Regions from separate parts of the Homo sapiens genome. Here region 1 is linked to region 2. Evidence: chromatin loops called from intact Hi-C (ENCODE). Cell type or tissue: Calu3. All regions are shown on one strand. Links, peaks and the distances in the headings refer to the core of each region. The heading gives the core; the rest is flanking DNA.

Region 1 (10,842 bases), core at 561-8,560, 280 kb before region 2:
GCACCGAAGCTGGTGAGCTGGTGCAACTGCACACACCTTTTCTCTGGTTTTTAGTACTCACAGGTCATCCTGGGGAGACCGCTCATGGGCTATGGGCAGCCCATGCCTGGATTTTTTGGTGAATGAGTCTGAAAAGCAGTGACCAGGTGTGTTGAGGGCCTCCCCTTGCCTGCACCTTTTTATCTCTGAGTGACTGAGGGCTGCCAAGGCCAGACAACGCACATGTGTCCTGGATCCTCCCCTGGCCTGGGGCAGCAGCAGCAGCAGCAGCTGGGCTTGGGGTGAGTAGGCTGGCTTGAGGAAGGGGCTGCCCACAAGCAGGGCTCATTTCCTGGGTCAGGGCCTGTCAGACTCAAAGTCAGCTCTTCAGCATTCTGTTTAGAAAATGATGATGCAGTTCAGTGAGAAAGAAAGCTCAGGATAAAATATGTTTTCTGGAGGGGAAATACTCAAGTGTTCTAAGCCAGGAACAGAGACTCTCAAGAGAGGAATTCTCTGGCATTCTCTGCCTTGGATAAATCATGGATTAAACATGAGCATCCTTAGAATAATTTTATTTTTGTATTTCACTTTACACTGTAATGCAAACAGCTTTTATGTTTTCTTTGACGAAGAATCATAATTGAGTCACTTTAGGTCTTTTAGCTGGAAGCATTTCACCCTAAATGAAAAGTTAATGCATTTTTTACAAGGATTAACATGCTAACTACAACTTGCCCTTTCAGCAGATGACAATAAGGGATTCTGAAAAGTTTGGACTGTCTTTTTCTTTTTGTATACAAATAAAGCAGCAGATCCTTTCTCTGTGAAGGTTGTTGCAGAGCTCCCGTACCAGCTTATAAAATGCGGCTGTTTAAGCAGGACTTGGGTGGGCAGCAGAATTCTGCACATGACGAGTGGCTGCAGCTTAGAAAGCAAATTTCATCTGATTCCAGTACTGTGATTTTAAGGAAACGGTAAAACTCAAAGTGCCAGTAATGCCATCAAGGCTCAGTAACATGCCATTTCCTCAGCAGCTAAAGACAAAAAGAATTATTTTGGTGAGGGGATAGAAATCCTTTCGCTTTGCAGTGACACCCACTTTTTCTTAGCTTGGCTTGGGAGTAAGGAGATTGGAGTGTGGGGGGACATTAGAAACTCATTTAAGGCAAACTGAAATCTCCTTCATCAGCAGTCTTCCTGCTGGTGTAGCCACAGCAGAACTCCGAGGCTTGCAGGCTGGGCTGTCTCCTTGCTGCCTGGCTTGGGTGTTTATTTGGGCAATGCAAGCTGACATTGTGAGGTGTTGCCGATGCCCAGGCCAGCTAGCAGGGAGCCCTCCCAGGGCTGGTAGAAACCTATGTGTATATATATTCTCAAATTTAAATAGATTGTACATAGTGAAATGTAAATGACATGTAAAACAGCAATCTCTATTTTTCTTAACTATTATATAGCAGTATATATTTGTTGAACATGCTTGTATACTCTTCATTAACCATTTTAATATTTTGTACAGATAAGTTGATTAAATATTTTATTCATAAAACCGCTCATGACTGGTCTCTAAAGGAAAACATTTTCAGCTTTTGTTACTCAGCCTTTCTGTGTTACTGTAGTCCTCATTAATAGAATAGCGACCAGCTATTGAGGCCTTAGGACTGACTGCATTTTAATAGTGAGAGTGACATAACAGGCCTGACTCCACTTGCCTTTGTGCCGATCATTCCCCTGTATTGTCAGATCAGGTGTGAGGCTGTGGGCCTCTGGTATGGGGGGCTGCACCCTGGGTCTTGGTGACTGGTATGAAACTGTATATGATGCTGCTGCACACAGCCTCACACGGCATGAAGTCACTGCAGAGCAAGGTAAAAAACATCAAGCTTGGGTTCAGGAAAGGAGGCCAAAATGCAGTGGAAAACATTTTCTCTTTGGGAAATGAGCATGATAATGTGTAGAGTGAGCACTGTCATTCCAAATGCAGTTTGGGTGGACAGGTTTTCTGTGTTTATACATCTCAGACTGCTGCAGGACCTGTCTCACTCCAGAAAGCATGAGCCCTCCCCACCTGGAGGATGCACAGGTAAGTCTCTGAAATCCCAAGGCATAAAGTCCCATGGAAGCCGCTTCCTCTGCAAGGCCAATTACATACGTCACAGAACCCAATAAGGTCCTACAGCAAATTCGACAGGCCTTTTTTTTTGCCCAGTACTCTTCGAGACAAGTACAAAAGCCTGTGCTTGGTGACACCACGAAGGATGCAGCAGGACAGGATCAACCACACAGCGTTCTGTTGCTATCCCAGCTCTCACAGCTGACTTTTGCCCAGATGGAGAAATCTATTTCATGTGTTCCTTAAATATTTCTGGGAGAGGACTAATGACAGAGCAGGAATTGTAGGAAGTTGACAGGGACTTGGCCTTATTAGTGACTGTTACCAGGATTACCTCTTTTGCGATATGAAGCCTGCTGGAGTGACCCACATTTTCGTCAGTGATGGCAGCCCATGTTCATGGTGAATTCAATATCCCAGTTTGTTAATGCAGGTCCCTGTGGTTATGTAACTTTCTCTCTCTGGTGAAAGATCAAGAAAGCCTGCCTTCTTTTCACCACTCGATTTCCTATTATAAATAAAGGAGTCTCTTCTTTGGAAGAGAAATTGTGTTCCCTTTCCAACTAACTCATTTGGCAGGTACAATCAATGTGTAAGTTCTATGACCCTGCCATCGAAAACTGGAATGTCTTGTCATGCTTTGTTTATAAGCATCTTTGGTCCATTTTTCATTTTCTTATTTTTCAGTCTCCATTTGACCTACCACAGCATTCTGTGGTTAGAGTACACATTCAGTAGAGGAGTAGTTACAGGGAGAAAGGAAAGTCGGGAGTGGCATTAAAAATTTTATCCAATTTCCCAGACACTGATAAGAGCAAATCTAAAAGGCCCGTCCATGACTAATGGTAAAGGCGGCTAAGATTGACTTCTCCACTCCTTCCCTGGTCCTGTCAGGTCCTGGATCTGCCTCTGATGCCTGCTCATTTCCAAGCAGGCCAAGGCAAAGATGCCTCCAACTGCTGTTCCATTGAGGGTGGTGCCCAACGTGGTCATGGATGCATGTGCTCTTGTGTCCTAGGAACCCTGTGACTCATCTGCTCAGAAAGGACAATGATCTGGGGAGAAACTTGTCCACTGTGAGGTGCCACCAGCATGCAGCCCTATAGGCTGTGGGTGTCTGCCGAGTCCTAATCACATGCAGGTGCGTGGCCCTTCACAGTGGCCAGTAGGAGGAAGCCCAGATGTTCTGCAGAGCCTGAGCTGGATGGATTTGCAGAGGCGGGATTCTAGTCCCTCTGTGAGGGAGGGAGACCCTGCAGGTGCACCGCACCCCCTGGCTGTAATGGACGCCCAGTCACAGGGTCACATTCTCATCCCAGGGAAGAGGAATTTTCCCATAGACTTACCCAGCAAGGAAATCTGTCCCAATGTGGGGAGGTCAGCACAGGCCCCTTTGCCAGAATGTTTGAGGAATGCAACACAAAATGAAAATGCTCGATTATCCCAGAGCACAGTCATGTGTATTGTTGCTGTAATTCCCACTCGGGGTGCTGCGCGGGGTTAGTGCTCAGCAAATAATAAACTACATATTTGGTAGTTGCTAATACCCAAACTCCAGAGGTTTTCTAATTGTAGAAGAATGGAAGTAACAGTTGCAGCCATATCAGACAAGATGAATGGGACACAAGGGATAGTGGCCTTGCTTCCTTGCAGTCCCCCAGTGCCAGACACAAACAGTCTGCAAAGATTCAGACATCCTTGAATCTATCTGACCCAGTTGTGCACAGCTCTGCTGGGGAAACACTTAAGGGATAAAAGAGCAAGTGTCCATGTCTGCACTCCCACTGATGTGTCAGTTTTAAGATGAAGAAGCCCAGAGATGTGATTTCCTGGTAGTCCGACCCAATGTGAGAATTGCACTTTTTCACAGCTTGCCTATTAGGTATGGTAGAAACTTTTTATTAATTTAGATAACAAAATTTATAGACTACCCTGTGTAGCAGGCCATATTTGATATGCCCTGACAGCACAGAGATGACTAAGACAGAAGGTCATCTTCTAGGACTCTCCTGAGAGAAGGGGTGTTGGTGGAGGCAGGGAGGAGCAGACTGCAGAGACACAATCCCGCAGCAATGATAAGTCATTCAGTAGACACAGGCCAGGCCAGGGGTCATGAAGACTGGCAGGGCATGGAAGGGTGGGAAGGACCGCTCTGGGAGGCAGGAGCAGTTGGTATTTTAGGCCACGTCTCATGGGGTGGGGTAGAGGATGGGCGTAATCAAAGCTGGAGCAGTGATTCCTGTACAGAGGAGTCCACAGGAAGCTCCCGTGCGTGGCATAAGACCAGGTGGCTATGGAAGAGTTGCAGAGGTGCCGGCCATGTGGCTGCAGCCACAGCACTGACTCCCAGCATGTGGGCTTGCTTTCTCTCAATCCACTGCCTGATGCATATTTTTGCCGTCTGAAAACTGGTCTCTGTTATAGCTTTCATTCTTTTAAAACTACTCATTTGTTACCAACGATCTACTCGTCACTTCTTCTGTCAATCGGGTCCTCATTTGCCCTTTGCGTGACTCTCTTTCCCGGCTCTCCACTTTTGCTAGGCTTGCCCACTGTGGCCTCCAGGAGGCAGCATGATGCAGTGGAAAAAGGGGATGAAGTGGTGGCTCTGGAGTAGAGGCCTGAATTGGAATCTGGCTTAGTTCATTTTCTGTTGCTATAATGGAATATCAGAGACTGGGTAATTTATAAAGAAGAGATTTATTTCTTACAGTTCTGGAGGCTGGAAAGTCCAAGATTGAGGGGCTGGCATCTGGTGAGGACCTTTGTGCTACATCCTCCCTGGCAAAAGGTGGAAGGGCAAGAGAGCATGAGAGAACAAGAGATCAAACTTGCAGCCTAATATTGTGGCTTTTTATCACTGGCATTAATCCATTCAGGAAGGAAGGGCCCTCATGACTCAGACACTTCCTGTTAGGACCCACCTCCCAATAGTTGCATTGGGGATTAAGTCTCTAACACACGAACTTTGGAGGACATGTGCAACTACAGGAGAACCCCAGCTCTGTCATCTATTAACTGTGAGGTCCTTAGCAAGGCACCTCAGTGGTAATCTGTATAATGGGCATAGTCAGAACATCACAGGATTGGGAGGCCTAAGTGAGACACTGTGAAGGTGCTGGGGTGAGCAGCATACTCCTTATCTGGATTAGCTCTCATCTATTCCAAACCACCTATCCAAGTTCTACCTGCCCTTCTAGGACTAGGGGCAACCTCATCCTCTTCTCTCTTCCAAGAGCTTTGTCTTTATAGAACCCTTTATAGAACCATAGAACCACCCAGAGCTTTCTTTGACCCTCGTTCGTGCTCTGAGGATGCTCACCCAGCATCACACTCAGTGACGCCGGTCTTGCTCTAGAGATGCCTTCAGCCTGGTGGGAGAGGCCAGACCCATGTCCCACAGACACTCCTCACCTGGGCCAATGTGATCACTTACCCATGTCTGTATGGGGCACAGGCAGGAATCTCAATCCTCTTAAAAAGTGATTAGAAGAACACTCATATGAGCTTTGCTGTCCTCAGCACTCCTGCAGAAGAGCTTCATTCAAGGTCCCACAGATGTATTTGTTCACAGAGCACACTCAGTCCCAGCCTCCAACCTCTCCTTAAGGCCCACCCCTAAGGGAAGGAGCAGCCCAAATATATCCTTGCCTCTTCTCTTCTGCAAGAGAAGGCCAGGGATGAAGATGTCTCAAGCCATCTAAGAAATGCTTTGCTTCCCGCATCTTTTCTAAATCGACTGTTAGAACATCCTGGGCTGTGTGCAGGGAGGCCTGAATGGGCTGAGGCCAGAAAGCTGAGCCAGGTGAGCAAGTGTTATCCCTGCGTAAGAGCCAAAATGCTGACTGCTAGAATCAAGTTACAAGCCTGGTGAAACAGTGCAGGGACTGAGATACCACAGGGTCCTCTGCTACACTAAAGAGAAGAGAAATGAAAGGAAAAAAGGAAAAACAAGTTTGCTATCCTCCTTTAGGTACCATTTTATAGAGAATCCACCATATGCCAGGCAACATACTAAATGCTATATGCATGACCTCATTTTATCTCCATTAAAAAAAAAATGAGGAGCTGGGGGACTCAGGGAGGTGAAGTGAAGTCTTATGTCACAAACCTAACAAATGACAGATCTGGGATTTGAACCCAGGTCTTCATTTACTGCGTACAAGAGGAAATAGCCTTTTTGGAAAAGAAGCAATGAGACACGGATGCAGGAGATAGCATGGTGGGGTTTTAAAAATAATTATTTTTACAAATTCTAAAACATCTCAAACTTCCAAAAAATCTGCAAGTACAAAGAACATTATTTTCCCCTCAACCATCTGACAGTAAACAGACATGATGCCCCTCACCCCCAGATACCTCAGTGTCTCCAGTACAAACAAGGACACTCTCTTACTTCTTCCCAGTACAACCACTGAAATCAGAAAATTAACAGTGGCATCTTACTCCCAGCTAATCTTCAGACCTCATTCAAGTTGTGCAAATTGTCTCAACAATGTCTTTTATAACAAAAACATCCAATTCAGAATCAGATGTTGTGTCCAATTGTCATGTCTCTTCAGTCTCCTTTAATCTGAAATTGCTTTTTTTTTTTGCTCTTTTTTAAAAATTATTTTAGACACGAGGTCTCGTTTTTTGCACGGGCTGGTCTCAAACTCCTAGCCTCAAACGATCTTCCCAGCTCATCCTCCCAAGGTGCTGGGATCACAGGTGTGAGCTACGGCACCCAGCCTGTTTGTTTTGAATATAATGTAGGATGAAGAAAAATCAAGCCTTTGGTGGTCCGTGTCTCTCCAAAGGTTGAGTGGAGAAGCGTATGGTGAGAGGCCCTTGGTGGCCATGGACATCAGGCCACACAAGCCACAGAGGGCTTGTGGAGATGCTTATGGCTGGGAACAGACTAGGAACAAACACGGGTGTGGTCAAAGCTCAATCGCTGAGCACTCGGTAACTCTGCAGGAAGTTAAAACTTTCACAAAGACCATCCATGTGGTTGACTGGGACATACAGGCAGAGCTGCTTCTGGAAAATGGATTTCTTCCACTGTTTGTCCATTTTAGTCTAATCCCTAATGAAACAGAATGAACTTCAGTCTCTTGAAATCTGATTCTTCCACCTATGAAAAAAGCAATGAGAAAGGTGGCTTTTCACTTTAAAAGAGAGACTTTGAGCCGAGTCTAACTCAGGAGAACTGCTCAAATTGTACCCTCTCTTGCCCAACACAGAGATCAGGCCAGACCAGGTCAGAAATGCTGGTAAAACATTTATTTCAAAAATTCATTTGGTTTTCAGATGATAAATAGGAATTAAGAATGAGTATCTTTCTTAGGCTCTAAAAACCAGAAATAAGACACAATTTCATACGTGCAGACTTTTGAAATATGGAGTAACATTTAAAATAACAGATAAAAGAAAAGCTCTGAATGTTACTCTTTATTCTGGTAGGTATGATTTACCCAGTATTGTTTACATGCCTTGATTTAGTATCAGTGAGTATCTCCTGTATGCAAGGCGCTCAGAGCCATGATTCCTAGCTTCTAACATCCGATTTCTAGGCCTCTCATGCAGATGCCAATAAAGGATCTGTGTACAGCCCTGTGCTTACGGCCTATGTATCTATTAGCTCTTCCCCTTGGGCTAACAGCACTCCTTGTCTGGAGCTTGGCTTTTCCCCTCTGAGAAGTCACTTGCTGTGATGTAGAAGCTATGCCAAAGCACAGTAACTCATTCAGCACTTACCAATAAGTTGGCAGCAAATCAGAGCCAAATCTTTCATCAGGGGGCTTTAGGATTTGAGCGGAGGGACATCTCATTGTCCTTAGGGAATGATAATGCCATGAGGGATTTCCTCTAGGAGAAAAAGGAATATTTCTGATCCATGATCAACTGTCACTGCAGTATGTGGTTCTCAAGATTGAGTCAATTTAGGGGAGGCAGCAATATTGTCAGCCCACTCTAGGCCAGGGAATATGTGTCTTCTCTGCCATACCTCAATGTGTCTAGAGAAGGTGAATTCACATAACTTAATGGCTGGGTTTGGTTCATTAACAAAATAATTTCTTTCCAGCAAATGAAGTTAATGCAGAAATGGAGAGTTAATGTATGGCAATGTTTTACTGAGCAGTTTAAAAGAAGCTTTTAAAAATTATTCACTAGAAGATTTCCAGAAGAAAAGAATCATTAAGTAGCTAAGAACTCCATCCTCAATGGCTAGCACACTATTTGGCTCATTGATGGTCTTTAATGGAGTTTTAGTGCAAGAATTACAGAAGGAGCAACTGTACGTTGGCACATCCAAGCCTGCTTTGGGACAGCCCAGTGCCTCTCCATCCTGGCTCTGGAGAGGAGGAGCCTGCAGGGAGCTTATAACCTGGGAGGCTAAGGCTCAGCATAGAACTTGCTGGTTGTCCTGTGGCAGGAGGCACAGTTGGGGTCCTTCAACAATTCTTTATCTGGTTAGCTGACCAGAGTAATGTCTGGTGAACTTTATTCTCTGTCTAGTGCAGGTACATTAGACGTCACATTGATGATCTCAGCCAAGATCTGTGCTAAGTTAGCCTGGGCTCATCTTCATCTTCTGTCTTACAGGAGACCCAGGTTCACTTCCTGCTCCTGGAACATGAGTGTATCCTTGTCATAATCTCATACACTTCACATATCTAACTATACTCTTAACATTCACTGATTTATTTTACATTTTCTAGTAGGTATTTCATAATTTCCTCCAGAGGAGCCTATTCTACAATGTAACTCAATTAAAATCAAGTACATGTAGATTTTTTTTTCATCTGCAAAGATCCTGCCTACCAAAATAAACCATATGGTGCCACTGGGCATCTTGTGCAAACACAAGACTCTGTGTAGATCACTGTGTTCCCTGAGTCTTGGAAAATGTATGGTTAAACCTATGGAATGATTCATCAACTGTGTTTACTTCAGCCTATAACATGGCGAGCGGAGAGTTGGTTTGTAAGACAAAGGTTCTCACTTTCTTCATTTCTAATATCAGTCTTCAAAATTAAACATTTACCTACTAAGTCTAGTACACTGACTGCCTCCATGTACTGGCAGTGGGGGCTTGTTCCTCAGGCCAATTTACATTTTGGACAAGTCATCCTTTAGGGAGTCAGCAATCATGTCTGCCATTTCCTGGTTAAAATGGGTGATGAAAGCATGAGGTATGTTTTTCTCACAGAGTCGAATGTCTCCTTCTGGAAAATCCTTCTTAATGTCTTCATAGTACTCTTTTGGACACCAAGGATCTATAGTACCATAATAAAATGTAAGCTGAAAGACAAGACAAAAACCTTTTATTAGAAAACACGTTCCCTTCCTGACACAGATATGACACCAGCAGCCGGCAGTGCTCTGAGGACAGCACCTACGCCTGACCCTGGGAGCTAGTCCCTAAGCTCTCTCCAGAGTGTGGCTCTCTCAAGGCAGCAAGGCTTCACGATGTACAGGAGTGCACTTAGAAGAATTTGGTGGGAAGATCCCCATGCTGGGAGACTCTTGTGTGATAGATCACTCATAATTCACTGAAACGACTTACCAGGAAAGTTTTGTGTACTAAGGTTGGGATGGACACTGGAATGAAGGCCGGTGAGGATGACGAAGACAGTTATTGAGACATAGTCACTGAATGACTAGTGACCAGTTAATAAACTTAGTTGTTTCCAAATAGCCACATGGTAGTCATATGGGATGTATTTGTTGAATGAATACAAACACAGATCAGATAGACTCAGGCTTTCCAATGTAGCTGATGAAATGTGATCAGAATCCTGAGAGAGTTTATGACCTTTCTAAGAAAAGGCTCTATGCAGCCTGTATGTTGATTCAGTGGGGAAGTGCAATAATCATACTTCAATTGACAGCAAGCAGCTGAATGGAGACAGAGCCTCCTCTGTGGCATTACTAAGACCCTGAATGGATATCTACCTAAACCTGCATGTGATATATATGTATATTGCTCTAGGCTGCTGTGTTTCACTGAAAAACTGCTATGTTCTAGTTCTGTTAGTTCTAAAAATAAAGGCAACAAAGCAACATCTTATATTCAGAAGAACAGATAGTGGCAATTTCTACAAAAACCAAGAACTAAATCTTAAGGATCCTTTGACCTCTGTTATCACTGAAAGACAGAGCTATGCCTAGCTCCAGCCCCTAGTTGGCCAGCTGTAGTCACTTGCAGCTTCCCTAATATACCAAATGTGCTCCTTCATTCAGACACTGAATTGCTTACTCATTCCTTTGTTCATCAAATACAAATGGAGCACCTACTTTGTATTAGGAACCTGGAAAATAGAGATAAGACAGTCTTGGGGGGAGGGGAGAAGGGGACCCCATGTATACAAGACAATTTGAGAGCTCAGGTGAGGTGCAGCTGGTCAGAAGTAGTAGGCAGGAAAGATTCCCCAGAGTTGATGCCTCAGTTGAGTCTTCAAGCTGGGGCAGCACACTGTGGGGAGAAGACCAAGCAAACCAAAGCTTGAAAGAGCATGGCATGTGTGGGGAACTGGAATTCCACATGGCTGGAATATAGGGTGGTGGGAGATAAGACTGGAGAGGCAGAGAGGGATGAGGTCATGGACAGCATCTTCTATGCATGCCAAGGAGGTTGCGCTTTATCCCGAAGTCCACAAGGCAAAAAAGACTGCACAGTGAAGTGACATGCTGAGGTCCCTATGTCAGGAAAACCACTCTGGCCACAACGAGAAGAAGGATTGGAGGTGATCAAGTGCTGGGGG
Region 2 (12,444 bases), core at 2,027-10,026:
TGACACATAAAGATTTGATTGTATTGCTCCTCATTCAAAAATCATTACAGGGTCCCCGTTAGCTTCAACAGTGTTTCCTGGAGTAAATGCTAAGGGATGTTTGTCCCATGAGATGTTCCTTAACAGTTGGCTTCAGTGGGTGTGATTCCCTCTTGAGGATGCAACCCAAGGGCTCTGTGGAGCCTGCAGGGGCAGAATGGGTTTCCCAAGCTTGACCATGGGACACTAGCGCCCTGTCTTTTCTTCTCTTAACTCCTATTGCATATGGCAGAGTATGGGGCATAGTTTGGTAACAGTAACCCATAGCATAAAAGCCAAAGTGGTCTTGCATTCAATAGATTATAAAATCTGGTCTCAATCTAAGGTTCTCCCCATCTCACCCCCTGCATTGCTCCTCCTTCCTATGCCCCATGGATTCCCTTCCTTGGGCATGCTGTGTGTCATGGACTGAATTGTGTCTTCCTAAATTCACATGTTGAAGCCCCTAGTCCACCAGAATGTGACTGTATTTGGAGACAGGGCCTTTAAAGAGGTGATTAAGTTAAAATGAGGCCGTTAGGGTGGGCTCTAATCCAATATGATTGATGTCCTTATAAGAAGAGCCAGTTAGGACAAAAAATGAGGCAAGAGATATGCATGTACACTGAGGAAAGACCATGGGAGGATGCAGAAGAAGGTGTCAATCTGCAAGCCAAGGACAGAGGAACCAGCTCTGCAAGACCTTGATCTTGGGCTTCCAGACTTCAAAACTGGAAGTTTCTGTTGTTTAAACCCCCCAGTCTGCAGTACTCTGTGATGGCAGCCAGTGCTGATTGAGCCCCTGTGCCACCCACTGCCCCACAGGGGTACCCTAGAACCCAAAGTGTTCCATCCCATAATATGCTTATGCTCCCTTCCTCCTGGGATGCTGTGCTCTGCCACCATATTTCTCTTTGCAAAAACCAAGCAAAACCAACATAAAATAAAATATAATTCCACCTGTCTTTTAAGGCCTCACTCAAATGCCTCGTCATCCAACGAGCTCTCCCTGGTCTGTTCAGCTGAAGGGAGTCCCTCTCTGTGCCTGCGGAAGGTCAGCTCACGCGTTTCCCACTGCCCTCTGTTATGTGGAATTGTGCACAGTGACTCCTGCCACCACACTGTTGGATTTCTTGAGGCAGAACTCATCTATGTCTCAGTTCCTGGCATGGTGCCTGCCACTGAAGAGGTGCTCAATAATTATGTTCTGGACGCCATTAAAACTATGCCTCTGCAGTGCCTCGTGCCTGCCTGGTATCTTCCAGCTTTTGTGATGCCAGGACCCAGAGTGCAGTCTCCACACTGGCTCAGGGAGCTGTGGAGGGGGGAGCTTCTGAGATGGGCCTTGAAGGGTACAGAAGAGGTGAAGTCACTTCTCGGTGACAGCGAGGAGCAGAGAGCTGCCTTATCTGAGTTTCCATGTAACTGCACGTATGTTTGACCTGAACACACAGGAACTCTGGGCCTTGCACATGGAGACAGGCAGTCCGCCAGCAATATGGGGCTCCTGGCTCTGTTCTCTAGGGAAGTTTCTTCCGGCAACCCCACTGGAGCTGGGAGGCGCAGGCGACCGAGCACCAGATCGAAGCTGGAACCTCCTTCTGGAGGCCTGGGCTGGGTCAGTGTGTGTGTTGTGCCGCCAGCACCTGAGTGGCACCCGTCCCCTCACATGGGGTTTGTCAAGCGTCTCTGCATCCCTGGCCTCGGGAAGAAGGGCCCCGGTGGGAGCGGGAGCGTTGACACCCTCCCCTCTGATCTGAACACAGGTTTCTAATTTCCCAGTAATTTGCCCTTTCTCCCTCTTCCCAGTTGGCTTCCCTGTCACTTCATTTCCTGCCGTATTCTCATCTTACAGCAAAGGTGAAGAGAGTTGACCTCTCCTTGCCCCAAAGCGGAATAAAATCCAGAACAGATTTTTGTGAATAAAAATAGGCTTGAATACCCACAGCCAGCCACCTTGGGCTCCGCTCAGCCCATCTGGCCTGTGGAGTTCTCTCCCCACCCGGCCAGCCCACAGGGCAGAGCTGCGGAGGGTGGGCCGGTGGCCAGCCAGAGCCAGAGCAGGCCCAGCCGGGGGCTGTTGGACAACTTTATCCTCTCACATGGGGGACGGCTGCCTTTTCCAGTGGACTAGGGAGGAAAGATTGAAATGTCAGCACCTGGTGGGAAAAAAACAATTTCTGTTTAGAACATTTGGGAAAATTCCAAGAGGGATGCAACTGATCCCCCTCCCCCTCCTAGTATTTTCAAAGGGATTGTGGCTTCAGAGCTAGACAGACCCCAGGTCCGGTTCTTGCTCTTTTGTGGTCAGCTGTATTATCTAAGGTAAGAAACTTCATCTCTATGAACCTTAGTTTCGTCATCTGCAAAATGGAGATAAGGATGTAGATTCTGCAGGTAGGCTGGGAGGATACATGAGCAAGACAATCACAGGTGTTCAGCGCAGGGTCTATCTATGTGTCCTTCCTCCCATTCAGGTTTCAGCTTAAACGCCAGAGGGGTGTGATGCCCCCTCTAAATGCAGTGGCCAGTTCTGGTCCATCAGAGCGCCCTCTATTCCCTTTCCATGGTGGGATGTTTTCTTATTTCTTGTTTATGTGTGCTGTCTGGCTATGCGTGCTGTCTGGCTCCCGGTCCTAGCAGGAAAGACTGCCAGAGCAGGAACACTGCATTGGGGCACCCTATGATGCTGGCAGAGAGAGGGCACTCAAGAAAGATTTATTTAAAAAGTGGGTGCAGAAATTACAGCTATTATTTTTATTGTGTCAGGGTAACTTTTTCAACATATGATTTGGTGTTTTTACCTTTCCCTGTATTTTCCCAGTTTCCCATCCTTTTTCAAGCAGTTAGAGGCCCTGGGCATCCTTATCTCAGGGGGTGTTTGTGGTTAGCTTAAAAACAAAAGTTGCTGCAAGATACACTTTCCTTCCTGGATTTTATTCCCAAAGAGTCTGAAACTATTGAAAAGATAGTGCTGGTTGTCTGGAAGGTTTGAGGAGAGAAAGAAAATGAGAGAGAAGGAGACAGATTTTGGAAGAAACATGAAGACAGAGGGACTTCCCATCTTCCTTCTCCTTTAATCCAAAAAAAGATTTCTGGCAGTGGGTGGGGCAGGAGGATGGTCCGAGGGTTCTGTGAGCAGCAGCGGATGCCCACATACCCATGAGACAGCATCCTGAGAAGGTAGCCAACATGCAGAGGAGGTGGGGACCGCGCACTGGGCTTCCCTAGGGGTGAGAGTGGCACCAGAACAGCAGAATGGCCTGGTGTGATGGGCATGTGGGCAGGGCCAGCTAGGGCTGCTGACCGACAGGCCTCCCTGGCACCCTGATGCTGCTTACAACCCTGGAGAAGGCACAGCTCTAGAATGACGGAAGCTCAATCAGGGCTCAGAGTCAGAACTGAGTTCCACTCTCTGCTCTGCTTTATTTATTCAGAGTCTTCGATGATGTGCCCTGGGCTGGTGTTTGGAGAAAGGCAAGTGTGGGTATGAGCAGCAGCATTGCAGGTTCCGGACACCCCGGAGGCACAGCACCCCTGTACCTACCATCACTCCTGGGCTCAGCTTGGCACTGCTCAGCCAGGACTTCACACCTGTGATGATCAGAGGGCACTATGTATCAGGTGTACATTCCCCATCCCCCTACAAAAAGGTAGTAATTCTTTGTTTTTCTACAGCACTACTAAATCTAGTAGAAGGACTCTTTTTACCACAGTTGATGTCTAATATCTGTTGCTTTTCGCGGCTCCCTGTCCCTCACTGTCATATGAGAACCTCAGGGCTTTGTGATTCAGGAGAAGTGTGGAAGAGGCCACAGCTGCAGATGTGAATGGTGCACAGCTGTGGTTTCTTGCCCAGGCCATGTGGTTCATTAGAAGGCAGCTGGCTCCACTGTCAGCCTTGTTCCTACTCTGCCGAGCTCTGCAAGGGGTACTTCCAGGGTAGGCTCAGCCCTGATGCTCCTAGCCACATCTCCGTGGCACCTCTGGCAGGTCCAACTGCTCTCCAACTCTGTGTGCAAATGGGATAGGGACCCCTTCCACCCTCCAGCCTCAGGATCCCACTCCCTGGAGGCAGACCTCTTCTCTTTGTCCCTTAAAGAACCAGCTTCCAATTCCTTCCCAGCTAGGACAGAACCAGACAATTCTTCCTATGGCCTTGGTTTTCCAAGAGAAGGTCACCTTTGTCTCACCTGGTGATGTCTCCCCTGAAGCACAGAAGAGAATCACGAGTACTTGTTTCAAAGAAAATGACCAAAATCTGTCTTAGCTTCCCATCGCTGCTATAACAAGTCACCACAATTTGCTGGCTTCAAAAAACACACATGGATCTTACAGTTCTGTAGAAGTTTGACATGGGCTTCACTGGGCTAAAAGTAAGGTGTTGGCAAGGCTGTATTCCTTTCTAGGACTGATGTAATTCAACTCTGTGTCCCCACCCAAATCTCACATTGAACTGTCTGTGTCACCACCCAAATCTCACATTGAACTGTCTGTGTCACCACCCAAATCTCACATTGAACTGTAATTCTCAATGTTGCAGAAGGGGCCTGGTGCGAGGTGATTGGGCCATGGGGGCAGACTTCCCCCTTGCTGTTCTTGTGATAGTGAGTGAGTTCTTACAAGATCTGGTTGTTTAAAAGTGTGTAGCCACCTTGCACCTCGATCTCTCTTGCTTCTTCTCTGGCTGTGTAAGATGTGCCTGTTTCCCCTTCACTTTACGCCATGATTGTAAGTTTCCTGAGGCCTCCCCAGCCATGCTTCCTGTGCAGCCTGAGGAACTGTGAATCAATTGAAGCTCTTTTCTTTATAAATCACCCAGTCTCAGGTAGTTCTTTACAGCAATGCGAGAACAAGCTAATACAGGGATGAATTCATTCCCTTCCCTTTTTCACCTTCAAGTGCCTGTATTCCTGGGGCCCCGGCCCCTTCCTTCTTTTTTGAAGCCAGTAGCTGAGCATCACTCCAAACCGCTCATAAGGAAATGGCATTCTACTTGAGTAGCAGACAGGTGAGCCAACAAATACAATCTCATGTGGTAAGCGAAGAACAGGTTCAGGGAAGAAGCATGGTCAAAAAAGGGCCCAGTACCCTGGGTGAGAGAGGGATGGGTTCTCAGAGGGCTGCTACTCAAGCCAAGGCTTATCTTACCTCCTCTACCCAACTGTGGAAAAACTTGAAGAAGTAATTGGGTATAACTCATCTTCTTATTTTCCTTGATGCTAAATTCACTGCTTTGCAACCTGTAGACACCCAATAAATATCACTTGCAATGAACCAGTTCTCTTCTGAGTCATTTTTGTCTTCTGGGCTACAGTTGCAGATGGGAGATGAGAGAACAGTGCCAAGCTAGAGGGCTGAGCTAGCATCCTCAGGACAGAGCCCTAGCTTTAGGGCTTGGCAGATTTTTATTGTCATGCATTTTCTTCCCTTAGCAGAGATGAATTCCAGAATTGAGGCAGGAAGCTCTCTGTTTAGTTGTGGGACCTCACCAGGAATTCACCCCAGACATCAGGGAATTAGATTTAAAATCTCGCCCTTGCATTTAAGCAGGGCTTTAGGATCACTTGGGGGTTGATAATTGATAGATGTCTCCTCGTTTGAGTTTCTTCATAAAATAACATGCAGGGAGCAAGGGAATGAAATTGAGCAAGTGAAATACTTGGCAGAGTCTCAGGAAAGACGTTAAGAATAGATCTATGAGCTGTGCCCCATGGCGGGGGGGTTGCTTCTGAGTCGGGAGGTGCATGGGTTGGCGGCAGGAGGAAGCGTCATGGAGCCTCTGTTTCTGAGCCCATGTGTTGAGATTCCAGCCTCTAGTCAGAAAATTCCCCTTGCAGCTTCTGCCTGGTCCAGCCCCTGAGCCATGAGCATCTTCTGGTCCTCTTGCCTCAGATTGTTCCCCATTCACTCTTCCCATCTTCTCCTTCACACAAACTTCAGGATCAGGACCCACAGAGGTCTTGGGACCTGTAGGCTGCGGGAGAAGGCTGTGGATGTTTAAAACCACATGTCACCACCTCCTGGCAGGGGCTGGCTAAGGACAGGACTAAACTCTCAGTGGTGAGTTAATGTTTGCTGAGGGAATGAATGAAGGAATGACATAGGCAAAATGAAGCTAAATTATCCGTTAAGGTTATCTATGGTACTTTCCCTGGGCCATGATTCTCCCTCTTAGATGGGAGGAGCTCAGCTCCCTAGACCCCTCCTAAGCTCTTGCAGGGCCTGTAGCATCCAGGGATAACAGAGCAGAGGACTGGGGCAGCCTACTTTCTTTGAAGGGCCACTCTCCATGCCACCCTTTGAATCAGCACTGGTGACCAATTAGTAGAGTGTGATATGAGTAGTGGATGAAGACCTGTCTAGCATTAAAAAAAAGAGACAGAATTGAGAAATAAGGGTATTGCTTTGTAAAAATGTGCTGCTGTTTTGCACATGATAGACAGTATACTAAAAGTGGCTTGCAACGTTAAATGTATTTCTTACCATGGGTCAAGGTCAAAAAAGTTAGAGCATCCAGCATCTCAGAATTGCTGAGGGCTCTCATGCTCCCTGGGAGGAGATGCTAAGGTCTGACCAGGCAACTTCAATTGTAAAATAAAGATGCCTAACCATCCACAATGACCTCTTCCTGAGACCTTGGGGGCAAGTGGAGGAGGACTGGCTGGGAGTAAGAGGCCAGGGCTCTGAGCCTCCATCTGTGTGTACTTACTGTGAGCCTTGGGCACATTGCTAATTCCTCTTCCACCTGTTTTCTCCTCCAATGTGGAGGTTACATTGTGTCTGTGTGCACTGCTGCCCTCTGGTGGTGAGCTCTATACTTCACTGCAGCCACGGCATCCAATTTGGGTTTGTTGACTGGCTTGTGGCTGTCCAGATTTTCCCCTCTTCTTGTTCTCAAAAGGTGAGCCTTACCCCCAGGTGGAGTAGCATCCCACATGTTAAAAAAAAACTCACATGTGTTGTGAGTTTTCTGCAAAGGCCTCTGCTGTTCAAATGCGTTGCCTGGAGATACTCTCATGCGAGAATGTAAATCAAAGGGCAAGCTAATAGGGAACTACTTTGTAGCCAAAGTTTGATGAGGTCCACCTGCTTCAGGGTACGTAGCTGTATGCCAGGTACTCTTGATGCATCTGCCGGCTCTGAACAGTGTTTTATGAAGCTGTTGAGAGAGTGGGACCAGATGTTTAGAAAGAAGAGCTTGTCTTGTCACTTCCCTCAGCTTCTTCCTTTTTTGATGGTATCAGCAACTCTTTGCATTTCCAATTAAGACTCTAGTTAAATTCCCTTCAGCATTTGACTCAACCTCTTGCAAGAGGCAAGATAAGTGATTTAAAAAAAAAAAAAAAACTCTTACTTAAAGAGCATGTTGCATTGTTCTGAGATTTATTTCTAGTAAATCAAAGGGGGACTGAATGTCCCTTAGCATTGTCCTGGGATTGATAAAGGTCAATTGTCTGCAGAAATATGGACCTGAAGTCTCTCCAAGGTTAGAGGTTTCATATTCATGGTCAATGCATCTTCAAATCTCCCATAGCAAATTATCTTGGACCATTGCATTTAATAGGTGCTTAATAATTGTGTGTTAAAAGGTTGAATGGATGAATGAATGAGTAGAGTCTCAGAAATGGCCCTTCAGATGAAGTTTCCGAGCTATGAAGTAACAGTGTACAGTGCACCATGCATGAAGCACATCGGGCAAGGGAACTCCACTGTTACATGGTAGGATTGGTTGGCCTGGAATCAAGTCAGGATATTTAATCAATGAGGTTGAAAGACCCAAGTAAACATTTAGCAAAACTGGAGTCAAAGCACATTTCAAAACAATCATTTAGACTGTTAAGCTGCTATCTTATAGAGTTGGGGGCCCAAAGTAGGGAGTGTTTTATTTTTAAACAACTTGCTTCCCTTCTGACTTCAAGAATCCCCATGATGGTTTGGTTTTGAGGACATTACCAGTCAACCGCAGCCAAGAAGTGATTAGCAAATGCCTGCTCCACAGACGTGGGTCTGACTTCTGGGCTAAGTTCAAAGCAGAGCTCTTAGTTTAATAATGATACAGGATTCACTTTCCTTGAAAACTTCCTATGCTGGAACCATTTTGAGAAAAACAGAAATAATCATGGAAATTTGGGGGCACAAATGAAGACAGGGAGGAAACATTACATGCATATCTGAGTACTTGTCTACAACCCTCACAATGCATCCTGGAGAAGATGTCCCTCCCTTATTCTCTTGATAGGAAATGGCCACTGTTTATAATGAGGCAGAACAAAGCAGGGGCTTACTTCCCCCCCGATGCCAATCAATATGCTGAGAGCTGGCTCCAGTGCTCCCAGAGCCATGGATCAGTGTTACTGCCTTGAAAATCGCTTATTGCTGTGTCATTTAAAGGAATCTGATGAAAGGTTTGAAAGAAATGCTATAATTCTACAAAATATCTTCAAGTGGCATTTCCCAAAACCATGGACAAGTACTGATAGTGTTTTGTGAAATGATTTTAGCCAAAACATAGATAAATATTTTTATTTTAATGCTTATGTATTTAACACATATTACAAATATATACAATTAGCATACCTTACCTGTGATTTCATGAATAATTTTTCTTAGGAAAAGACTAAATAATCTAAGTAAAAATAATACAAAACAAAATAGAAAAGACAAGAAAAGAAGGCATTTTAACTTAAAACCAATAATAGTAGATAGTAAAAACTGTGAAGCTCGTGCTTAAACAACGTGGTTCGGGGAACAGACTCAAAGTGTGTGTTAAGTTTTTGCACTACTATTAGGAGAAACACTGCAGTATAATTCTGCAGTGATTTTTGGAACAAATATTCAAAACTACCACCTAGGGAAAGCTCAGGCACTGTGGTTGTACAGGGAGGAAGCTTTGGGGCCATGGCCACTCTCTTCTTTTCACAGGGAACGTTTTGACAACGGAGTCTTTCTAGTGCCAAGTCTCTGTGCTCCACCAGTGAAGACCGTAGCAGGCAATGATGACTGTGCTTGGAGTCTCCACACTGGAAAGTGGGCTTTTTCCCTGACTTGAGCCCAGCAGCCATCAGAGGGAAGTGGACATCCCCAACGCCATCCCCTCTGCCCACCTGCCGGAGTGTGACTTCCCACCAGTGCCATCAAACCCCCACAGTGCTTCAGAGTGTAGGCCAAGCTAGCAGGTAAGTTTCCCATGAACTCAGGCTCCTCTACCATCTGGGTATGCAGGCTAGAGCATGAGCCCCCACTGCACCTCTTTCAGCATTAAGATATTTCTGAGGCTTTCCTGATAGAGAAGTGGCCTGGGAAGGCATTTAAGAAGACAGCTTAACTGTCCAGGTTCCTTTTCTGTTGACCCTCACCCTGAATCTTGAATCTTGACTAGGGAATTCACCCCTGGCCTTGTGCTGGACTCTTTAGGGACAGAGGTGGGACATGAGATGTTGGCGCTGGGGGAAGCAAGTCTCATCTCACCGAGTGCTCTCCTAGAGAAGGAGCTCAAACAGTGCCCAGAGCTGGTGCTGGGATGCCATTTGGTGGTCTGGAAGTTGCTGATTGCTTTCTCTGTCACAAAGCCTTTGATTTCCACCGGCTTATGTGTACACATGTGGGTATTCTTGGTGGCCTGGCCATTGAGCATAATTAAAAGAAATGATTGGCTTTCTCTTGATGCAAACATCTGGTTTTACTTGAAACAAGATGACTTAGCTGTTTCAGAAACATTCTTGTAACCCTGGATTCACATTTTCTTCTTAAAATATATATTTTCTCTGTTCGGGCAGTATGTTAATGTAAACACTCCTTGTAACTGACAACCGACAGTTTCAGAAGTACGTGGGGCTCCAAGCACCGGAGGAACCGCAAGAATGATTGCGTTTTTGATTTGATCACTGGAAATCTGTTTCAACAGTCACTCTGATTTAAACAATTACTCTGATTTATACTCCAAATGCTGTAATTTGCAGAAAATGTAACCATGTGAGGACATTTTTGTAGAGTATGTCTTGGCAACTTTGTGTTGTTGTGATGTCATTCACTTCAGTTTTAAGGAAGCACAGAGGAAAGAAAAGAAGGAAAACAGCGTCCTTTTTGATGTGCTTTCCTGACCGCCAGGGAAAATGTTCTCAAGTCTTCCTGGCTTACCATTCCTTACCGCTCCCAGCCCACAAGGCCAACACTGAAGGGCTATGAATGACATTGAGGAGAGAAGCGAGAGCCAAGATTTCCTGAAGGCCAAAGAATTAAGTCCAAGAGTGGGGGCAGCTGGTTTTGTTGTCCTGTCTGCTGTCTCTACAGTTAAGACAGGGTAGGTGGGATGCCAGCTCTTGCATCATTCATCAAAGCCCAGGTTTGCAGAGCTGGAAGTCTAGTGGAGAGTGTGAGGTTTAATACCTTCATTGCCTAGAAAGAAAGATCCAGGTAGGTTAAAGAACACTGCAAAGGTTCTAGAGCAAGTTAGTATTAGAGTCAAGGAAGCAACCAGGGCTCTGGTTTTTTGATTCTTTGCAAGATTGTACCTGTTGACATGTAACTGCAGGTTGGTCCCACATTATGAACAGAGAAGGTATCTCAGCAGAATAAGAACAAAAAGTCCTAAGTCAAAATAATTAGGTAGTACACATTTTATAGTTTGCAGCTTAAGGGAGCTAGCATTCCAAGTATTAGTTCCATTTATACCCTGCCCTCCTCCAGTGAATCCAGCCAGGCTAATGCTGCTGGGGAAAGAGCCATGAGGGCACAGAAGGCACTTCTGCCTCTTTGGGAGCAGAACGCCTCTGTGAATGGTCCCATAATTCTGAGTGGCAGCGGGGTGCTCAGCCCCTCTGATCACATCTTCCTAGACCATGTGTCTTCAACTTAGTCCCAGCCCCAGAGAACCAAAAAGAGGTTCTTCTATTTAAAGTTTATCTCCTTAACATCTGTGTGCTTCAGTTAGTTTTGCAGTATCTCCTTAAAATTGACTTATTTCTGCCCATTGCTGAGGAGCGGTGCGCTGTTTCAAGTCCCAGCTCCACCTGTGGTTTGTTGTGTGAACAAGAAGGCATCAGGTTTCTTTGCTGTGCTTCAGTGCGCCCGTCAGTTAAATGAGGGACAAGAGCAGAAAGTGCCAAAATCTCTTCCAGTTTCATCACTCTTGGAATCTGTGGCTCTATCATTTTGTGTATTTGTGTTTCTTATTTAAAAAGTGATACAGGCTCATGGTGACAATTTTTTCCACTTGAACCTCATATTTTGGGGACGTGAAGTTTTTCATGTGCATTGCCCCTTTCAGAGAGCTTTGGGGTGCAGGGACACTCAGCCACAGGTGTGCCCCATAGCCTGGCACTCCTCCCTGGACTGTCCTGAACAACACTCTAATACCAAGGTGGGTGTCTTTCATGCTTCTGAATGATGGGCTCCTGCTAAATGATGGGAAGCCCATTAATTCCTCAGCGAACACAGAACATGTGACAGGCGGCACTCAAAAATTGTTTGTTGGCCAGGTGCGGTGGCTCACACCTGTAATCCAAGCACTTTGGGAGGCTGAGTTGTGTGGATCACCTGAAGTCAGGAGTTCAAGACCAGTCTGGCCAACATGGTGAAATCCCATCTCTACTAAAAATACAAAATTTAGCCGGGCATGGTGGCTTGTGCCTGTAGTCCCAGCTACTTGGGAGGATGAGATATGAGAGTCGCTTGAACCTGTGAGGCAGAGGTTGCAGTGAGCCGAGATCACGCCACTGCACTCCAGCCTGGGTGTCAGAGCGAGATCGTGTCTCAAAAAAAAAAAAATTGTTTTTTGCTAAACAGCACTGGATTGGACATTTGACTAATGTGTCATGCAACAATAAGTTTATCCATGCTAACCACACTGAAAAAAGGCATGGTTCTTTCTTTATTTTCCTAAAACTGATCTGATATTCCACATGAACTCCTACTCACTGGGTAATGGGGCAAAACAAAACTAAAGTTTGGTTCAGTTCAATAATTCCAAATTGATTCCTTTATTGAAGACTTTCTTTAGCTAAATGCCCTGTCCTTCAGCCCTCCTCCCTTGCCCTTTATCTTACCCCACATGGCATTTTGGTGTGTGAGGAGGGAGGAACATGAGGCATTGGTGAGCTTCGGTTTCCAAGGCAGTGTCCCTTAGCCTGGCCACTGCTTGCCTAGCTCGCTTTGGTGGCCGAGGCCAGCAGTTGGCAAAGCTTGCAATTTTTACCTCTCTTTTCCTGGTTGTCCTCCCTGTCTGACTCAGGGTCTGCTGCCTTCCTCATCCAGCTCCAACCTAAGAGGTCCACCTGTGTGGTTACTGCTGCAGGGTCACTGTGCCACTTGCCATGTGGCCCACACAGACTCTCTGGCTCCCAACTCGGTTGCCATAGAATCCCCCCGTGAAGGCCTGCAAGAAAGTCTCGGTCCCAGACATGCTACAAGGAAACATGGAGGCTC

What was found. Peaks named below come from ENCODE experiments on the same cell type or tissue, not always from the same donor. Only the 100,000 strongest peaks of a DNase experiment are listed, where the experiment ranks them.
Region 1: a loop joins it to region 2, with 11 times the contacts of the local background. A loop is called at or near these places in 28 of 110 quality-filtered maps.

The regions. Positions count from the first base shown.
Region 1 is chr2:20,677,716-20,688,557 of GRCh38, forward strand. GDF7 (growth differentiation factor 7) reads left to right here. Exons shown (of 2, transcript NM_182828.4): 2 at 1-1,528. It overlaps LDAH (lipid droplet associated hydrolase), which reads right to left. Exons shown (of 7, transcript NM_021925.4): 7 at 6,316-9,379. The coding sequence ends at 9,188. Among named protein-coding and RNA genes, the nearest start is that of GDF7, 16 kb to the left of the region's middle. In Calu3, for the core only: a CTCF peak has its summit at 4,576; no DNase peak of the experiment used is centred there.
Region 2 is chr2:20,956,331-20,968,774 of GRCh38, forward strand. No RefSeq gene overlaps it. Among named protein-coding and RNA genes, the nearest start is that of APOB, 82 kb to the right of the region's middle. RefSeq lists an enhancer at 6,724-6,773. In Calu3, for the core only: a CTCF peak has its summit at 6,847 (motif pointing left); a DNase peak (open chromatin) is centred at 6,821.